2 separate regions of the Homo sapiens genome follow, and region 2 is linked to region 1. The links are chromatin contacts, found by POLR2A ChIA-PET in ENCODE. All regions are on one chromosome and are shown on one strand. Each heading gives the region's core, a stretch centred on a gene start or an enhancer-like site at or near the end of the contact. The rest is flanking DNA. Distances are from core to core; before and after follow the strand shown.

Region 1 (3,226 bases), core at 495-2,994:
GGGGCTGAGAAAGGAAGGTGGAACCCCCCCATGCCACCAGGCACTTCCCGACACCTCCCGCTCCTCTTCCAGCAGTCAGGAGCGCGCGCTCCGGTGGGGCTTAAGCCCTGGAGAGTCAAGGGAGGAGAGACCCAGCAGGAAATGGGCCTGGGGAAGGGACGGTTCATTATTATTATTTTAAAAAAATTTATGTTTCAATTTATATGCAGACTAACCTTTTTGGAGTGTGGAGATCTTTGAGTTTTGACAAATGCATAGAGCCGTGGAACCACCATCAAGATATTGAGCAGTTCCAGGGGGCGAAGGGAGGGGGGGTTCGTAGTCTCCCCGCTTGTTAGCTGCTGCGATTGTCTGCGCTCCCACGGGCCGACCTAAAACAATTCTTGCGCACACGCTGAGATAAATAACGGCGACAGGTGGAGCAGGTGAGATTAGCAGGACCCGGGTTGGGCGCGGGGCGGGATCGGAGGCGCGGGGGAGGCCACCAGCCTCGCTTGCCAGCCTACGCCCCTCCCCGCGGGCGTTTGGGAGGAGCGTTCTCCGCACTCCTGCTCCGCGAGGGCCCCTTCGAGGCGGCTGAGACCCGAGTGCCGGACTCCCGCCGCTGGAGCGGGGCTCGGGTTCGGCAGCCGGAAGGAGGTGTGCCCCCGGGGCGCTTGGGGGCGCCTGAGGTCCCGAGGGGAGGCAAGATGGGAAGAGTGGCTAGCCGAGGAAAATGTGGGGTGACTTAGGGAAGCTCTGGCGGAGGGGTCGTGCGAGCAAACCTGTTGGCAACCTGTGGGCCGCGGCAAGGGCAGGAGCTCTCAGCGCGACCTCTCCGCCAGCTGCTCCGGCCCGGCCCCAGCACCAGACGCCTGGAAAGGGGCGGGGGCCTCTCGAGCCGGGCAGACAGCCTTGCAGACCCACAGCCGCGGCCCGTCTCGCGCGGCTGCAGGACCCCAGGAACCGCAGGCGCCCGGCCTTTCCCTAGGACCCCCGCTTCAGTCCCGCCTCCCCAAAGTGCAAAACATTTACGAAGTGTGCAGTGCCCTGCGGGCATGGGTCTCCGAAGCGAGCGGCCGTGTTTGCCCCGCGGGCTGCTGGCAACGGTGCACCCGGCTCGGCCAGCTAGTCTGGGTGTGCAAGGCTGGAGAACAGCGAGTGTGCGAGCGCGCGGCTGCAGAGCCCCCGCCGAAACCCAGGTCCCTCCGCCACTGTCCTCGGGATAGATGGATCCATTTCTGCTTTCTGACATTTTCCTGCTGGGCGGGGTTGGGGGGGAATGTTAGGGGGCGGAGAGAGGAAGAGAGAGAGAGGGAGAGGAGAAAGGGAAAGAGAGGAGAGGAGAGGAAGGGAGAGAGAGCGAGAGGGAGAGAGAGAGGAGAGAGAGAAGAGAGAGAGAGGAGAGAGAGAGAAAGAGAGAGAGAGAGAGAGAGAGAGAGAGAGAGAGAGAGAGAGAGAGAGAGAAAGAGAAAGAGAAAGAGAAAGAGAAAGGCAGGCAGTCAGCTTCCCCCAGCCCTGTTTTGTTTTCTCTAATTGGTCCTGGGGGAGGCGAGGAAATTGGACAGAGGCTGGGCCAGGCGAGCTGGGCTGCCTTTAATTGGCTCCTTTTTTTAACTGGAGGGGAATCAAACAGGAGAGCGAGCGACAACGGGTGGGAGAGCGAGAGACCGAACGAGGAGACGCGAGGAGGAGGGAGGAGGAAGAGAGGGAGGGAGGCGGGAGGAGCGCGGAATGAAAAGCTCGGAGGGGCGAAAAAGCAGCACAGCAAAGCCCAAGTTGCTGAGCGAGCGGAGCGCTCCCGCGGCCCGGAGCCGAGCGGCCGCCGCGCCCCGGAGCCCGGCCCGGCCCCGCCCGCTCTGGGCCCCCGCAGGCCAAGGCCGCCGGGCGGGGGCGGGGACGACCAACTTGGGGCGCGGCGTAGCCCCGCTCTCCCGAGAGCTCGGAGCCCGGGAGGGCTACGGCCGCGGCCAGACGGCGGGAGAGGAGCGCGGCGAGCGGAGGCGGCGAGCGGCGCCCGCGCCGCAGCCCCGGCCTGGGCGAGAGCGCGAATATTTTTCAAAAGACTCAAACTTTCCTCCTTTCCCCGTTTTCTGGGGCCCTTCTTGCCTGGAATTGCTCTCCAGATTCCCGCGGGGCGCCGGGCTGCTATTCTTCCCCCGGGTTTATCGGCGGCTCGGCTAACTTCACGGACCCGGGGACCCGCGGCGCTCGTCCCTCGGCCGAACCCAGCCCGCGCTGCTCCCCGGATCAGGAGGGCCGGGCCCGGGGCTGCTTCGCCGCCGCGAGTGCTTTCAGCCCGGCCCCCTGGAGTCGGGCCGCTGAGCCCACGGCAGCGGCCGCAGGACTGGAAACAGCAGATTGATTAACTCGAGCGGAGCCCCGGCCTCCCCGACTCCGCTCCGCTGAGGGGCGGCCCCAGTGCGGGGAAACGACAAGTTTGTCAGTCGTCCGTGGCCTGTTGGATCGAAGCGCCGCCTCCGCCGCCGAGAGGTCCCCGGCGCCTAGCATCCCGCGCGGACGGCCCTGGGTACCCGGGGCGGCTCGGCGGCCGGGCTCCTCGGGTCGGGGCGCTGGCTGCTGTGCCGGGCGCGCCGAGGCACCCGGGGCTGGGCCAGCGCCCCCTGCGTCCCCACGCGGGCAGCGGCCCCGCCGGAGGAGAAACACGGGTCGCCGCCACCTCCGCCTCTTCAGTCTCCTGGTCTTCGTCGCCGCTCTCTCTCTCACCTCTCAGGGAAAGGGGGGGACATAGGGGCGTCGCGGGGCCCCGGCGAATGCGCCCCCCGCCGCCTCTCGGGCTGCGCCGCCTCGCGGGGATGAAGCACCGGCCGTGAAGATGGAGGTGACCTGCCTTCTACTTCTGGCGCTGATCCCCTTCCACTGCCGGGGACAAGGAGTCTACGGTAAGAGCCCGCGTCCCGCTCCACCTTGGCTTAACCTCGCGCGGAAACTTTGCAAGAGGCGCAAAGTGCGCGCTGCCGGGGTTTGGTGGAGACCTCGACTCGGACTCTGGAGTGGATGCCCGCGTCCCCGCCCTCTCCAGGGCGCGTGGAGACCGAGCTAGCTGCTTCGGAACACAGGGGCCGGTCGTAGGGTCTGGTGGGAAGCCGGGATGTCAGGAGGAGGCACCCACTTTCCCACACCCTGCTAGAGGTGGGAATGATTAGGAACCCTTGAGAGCACCCGGTCGGCTCGGGAGACCCGGACAGACCCAGTCTAGGACTGGTGCAGCGACTTGCACCGAAAC
Region 2 (3,226 bases), core at 279-2,778, 930 kb after region 1:
AATAATTCAGAGGGGAGAGGAGAGGGGAACAGCAAGAAGGAAGAGGAAGACCCAAAAGGCCTTGGTACCTGCCTGGGTAAGGGAGTGAAAGAGGGGAAGGGATAATGGTTCAGCGTTTGAGGGCAGGAAAAGGTGGCACCACCGACAGAAATGGGCAGTGTGATCGGCAGCCAGATTCTTACTCACAGATTTGTGTTCCGCAGTTCTTTTCACAGCCTATCTGAAACCCATTTTTAAAAAAATTATCCTTCTTAAGTTATAAAGATTATGTTTGTTGTTTGAAAACGAGCTGCTGCTGTTGAGAGGTTGGGGAAAGAGAGGTAAACTTGGTTTCAGCCACATTGAGAGGAGGCAGCTGTGGACCAGGCACCGCTAAAGCAGGAGGGGACAGCAGTCTAGGGTCTCCAGGAGGGGGGTGGCCAGAGATCTGGTGCCCTGAGAGGCCCTGTGGGTGATGCCAGAGGCCAGGAGCAAGAAAGAAGAGGAGATGGTCAGAGGGATAGGAGGGAACTAAGAGGAGGGCGGCACGGTCAGGGATCATTCCCTCCTATTGTGAGAAGAGGTACAGGAGGATGAGAACCCGGGCCTGATGAGAAAGGGCAGTGTTCTCGGAATGATGGGTGTAGAAGCCAGGTAATACGATTACAGTTACTGAGGACTTAGGACATGGACCAAGTTGTATTCTAATTGGTTTAAATGCGTTATCTTATTTTGTGAATTTAAATTTTACAATAACCCTAGGAGCCGGGTCTAGTGCTGTGCCTATTTTACAAGGGAAATAGAAGAGAAGATATTATATAACTTGCCAGAGTAAGGAGAAGCTGCATTTCCCTCCTGTTGAAATTGCCTCTGGCCTGGCCCTCTGGCCTGGAGTCTCCCTGCCTTTGCTATGTGTCCAGTCCACACAAGGCCAAACCTGAGTGACCTAGCTGAGCAGAGCTGAAGTCACAGGAAGTGGCATCAGGATCAGAGCCAAGCCAGCCTTCCGGTGGGGTAAAGTGGGGTGATGACAGGAAGCACTTCCCCTGCCTTCCTGGAATTTGCCCTACTCTCTTAATGTTCTGTGACTTGAGGATTTGTCCCTGTTAAACCACAGTTGTCTGGGTCAGGCTGCTCACACCTTGATGCTGAATGAGTAGATTTTAAGAGGGTGTTAAGAGTGTGGAGTCCTCACCTGGAGAGAGGAAAGGAGTCACCGCAGCTTCCCACTTCTGCCTGGCACCCTTGATGTGTGAGTTCCTTCTCTTTTGCATCCGGCCACAGATGAGCTCCCAGGAGGGCCAGGCGCCCTATCAGGCATCTCCACAGATGGCCTCGATGAAGGGCATCGTACCGTTCTCGGTATTCACATGCAGAAGCTGAGGCTCAGACGGGAGGCACGGTCACCGCGGCACTGCCCGGTGTTGCGCAGTGCAACCTGGGGGCCGAGATTGCTGCCAGTCTCACTGCCTGCCCCAGATGAGGCCCTGATGCTCCTCTTCCTGAAGAGTTGAGTGTTGGACTGACTCAAGTCCATTTAAGGCAAAACCCCTCAGGGCCTGTCAGCCCTCGGGACTTGTAAGCCGCAGGGAAACCTTCCCCCTGCCAGGCAGAGGCTCATTAGGAGGCAGACCTTGCAGCTCAGCTGGGAGGAAACTATAGATAGAGCTAGTTGGTATGCCGTGGGGGCAGCCTGGCGTTTTGGCTGGTGTCTCTCATCCCTGCTGGCTTGCCCAGGCTCACACATATCTGGCTCTGTCATTGTGGCTCTAGGTGTCCAGAGGCCCAGGTCACTGACTCCTGGCATCACCACTGACCAGCTGTGTGACTCACGGAGAGCCACATACTCTTGGCCTCCTTTTGTGATTTTGTAGAATGACGGTATTATTACCTGCACAGCCCATTTCATCACGTTGCTAGGAGCTCTCAGTCAGCCAACAAATATGTATACAGCACCTGATATAGGCTAGGCACTGTTCTAGAAGCTGAAGATACAGCAGGAAACAAACAAACAAAAATCCCGGGCCTCATGGAGCTGATATTTTCAAGAAGCATGGGAATTGTTTGAGAGACAGGAGCTTGGATAAAGGGATGGAGTGTTTTAGACAGGAACAGAGCAACATGTGTCCAGCGCTGACTGTACGTGGAGATAGTTTACTTGCACAGCAGCTCCAAAGTGGCTGTGATTTTTCTCAATTTGGAAAGGAGGGGAGTGTCTGAGGGTTAAGCCAGTTGCTCGGGGCAACAGACCTAGTACTTGGAAGAGCTGAGACTGCCAGCCAGGGCTGCTCACCCCACAGCCGAAGGTCTTTTCTGCCCACTTTGCTGCCTCCTAGGTTAGGCCTCTGTCCTGAGCCTTTGTATGCCAGATAAGGTGTTCATTTGGTGGTCTGCAGAAGCCCATTTCATTTTCCCACACCCAATAAGCCTGTTCTCTTGGGTGCCGGCCCCAGAAGTCACAGTCAGCTGGACCGCAGCTTTTGTTGGCCCTGTGCTAAGGGGTTAGGAGCCAAGGCCAGCAGGTGACAAGTGACATCTGCAGTGACTTCAGGCAGCCCAACCAGGGTGGACAGCCACAGAACTGTGAATATGGCTGGGCACGCTGGTTCACGCCTGTAATCCCAGCATTTTGGGAGGCCAAGGTGGGCGGATCACTTGAGGTCAGGAGTTTGAGACCAACCTGGCCACCATGGTGAAACCCCGTCTCTACTAAAAATACAAAAATTAGCCGGATATGATGGCATGCGCCTGTAATCCCAGCTACTCAGGAGGCTGAGGCAGAATTGCTTGAACCCAGGAGGTGGAGGTTGCAGTGAGCCGAGATCGTACCACTGCACTCCAGCTTGGGCGACAGAGCGAGACTCTGTCTCAAAAAAAAAAAAAAAAAAAAAAAAAAAGAACTGTGAATAGAGTAGTCAAAGCCTTATTTGTCTTCTCCCCATGGTCTTCCCCCTGTCTCTGGGCACTATTTCTCTCACCTCCTTCTCTCCCAAAGCTGGAGGTGCAGACTTTGAGCTAATCTGACCCCCAGGCTGCAGCCATCCCTGGAGCCTTAATGGAGGCCAGGCCGAGTTTGCACAGGAATCTCATTCAGTGGTCTCAACCTGGGTTGCAAGTTCAAATCCCCCTGGGGAGCTTTTAACAATTCCCATGCCCAGCTTGCACTCCAGACCAACTGATCATGAATCTCTCGGGTAAGACATTGGTGTCAGTATTTCTAAAGCTTCTTGGGGGGATTCCAAATTGC

Evidence for each region. ChIA-PET counts read pairs that join two places held with the same protein, here RNA polymerase II (POLR2A).
Region 2: POLR2A ChIA-PET joins it to region 1 with 24 read pairs in activated T-cell. The contact joins the enhancer-like site here to the promoter of MDGA1 in region 1. POLR2A ChIA-PET finds 5 or more read pairs at or near these places in 2 of 52 experiments (WTC11 and activated T-cell).

What each region holds. Positions count from the first base shown.
Region 1 is chr6:37,696,401-37,699,626 of GRCh38, reverse strand. MDGA1 (MAM domain containing glycosylphosphatidylinositol anchor 1) reads left to right here and starts at 1,744. Exons shown (of 17, transcript NM_153487.4): 1 at 1,744-2,882. The coding sequence starts at 2,816. RefSeq lists silencers at 633-702, 723-792, 1,659-1,788, 1,809-1,878, 1,939-2,068 and 3 more and enhancers at 2,391-3,120, 3,121-3,226.
Region 2 is chr6:36,767,876-36,771,101 of GRCh38, reverse strand. All of the region lies in intron 10 of CPNE5 (copine 5), which reads left to right. Among named protein-coding and RNA genes, the nearest start is that of CPNE5, 70 kb to the left of the region's middle. RefSeq lists an enhancer at 1,903-2,434. Within about 2 kb of position 1,528, at least 15 of the 41 ENCODE cell types and tissues checked have a DNase peak (open chromatin) inside an H3K27ac peak, as active enhancers do.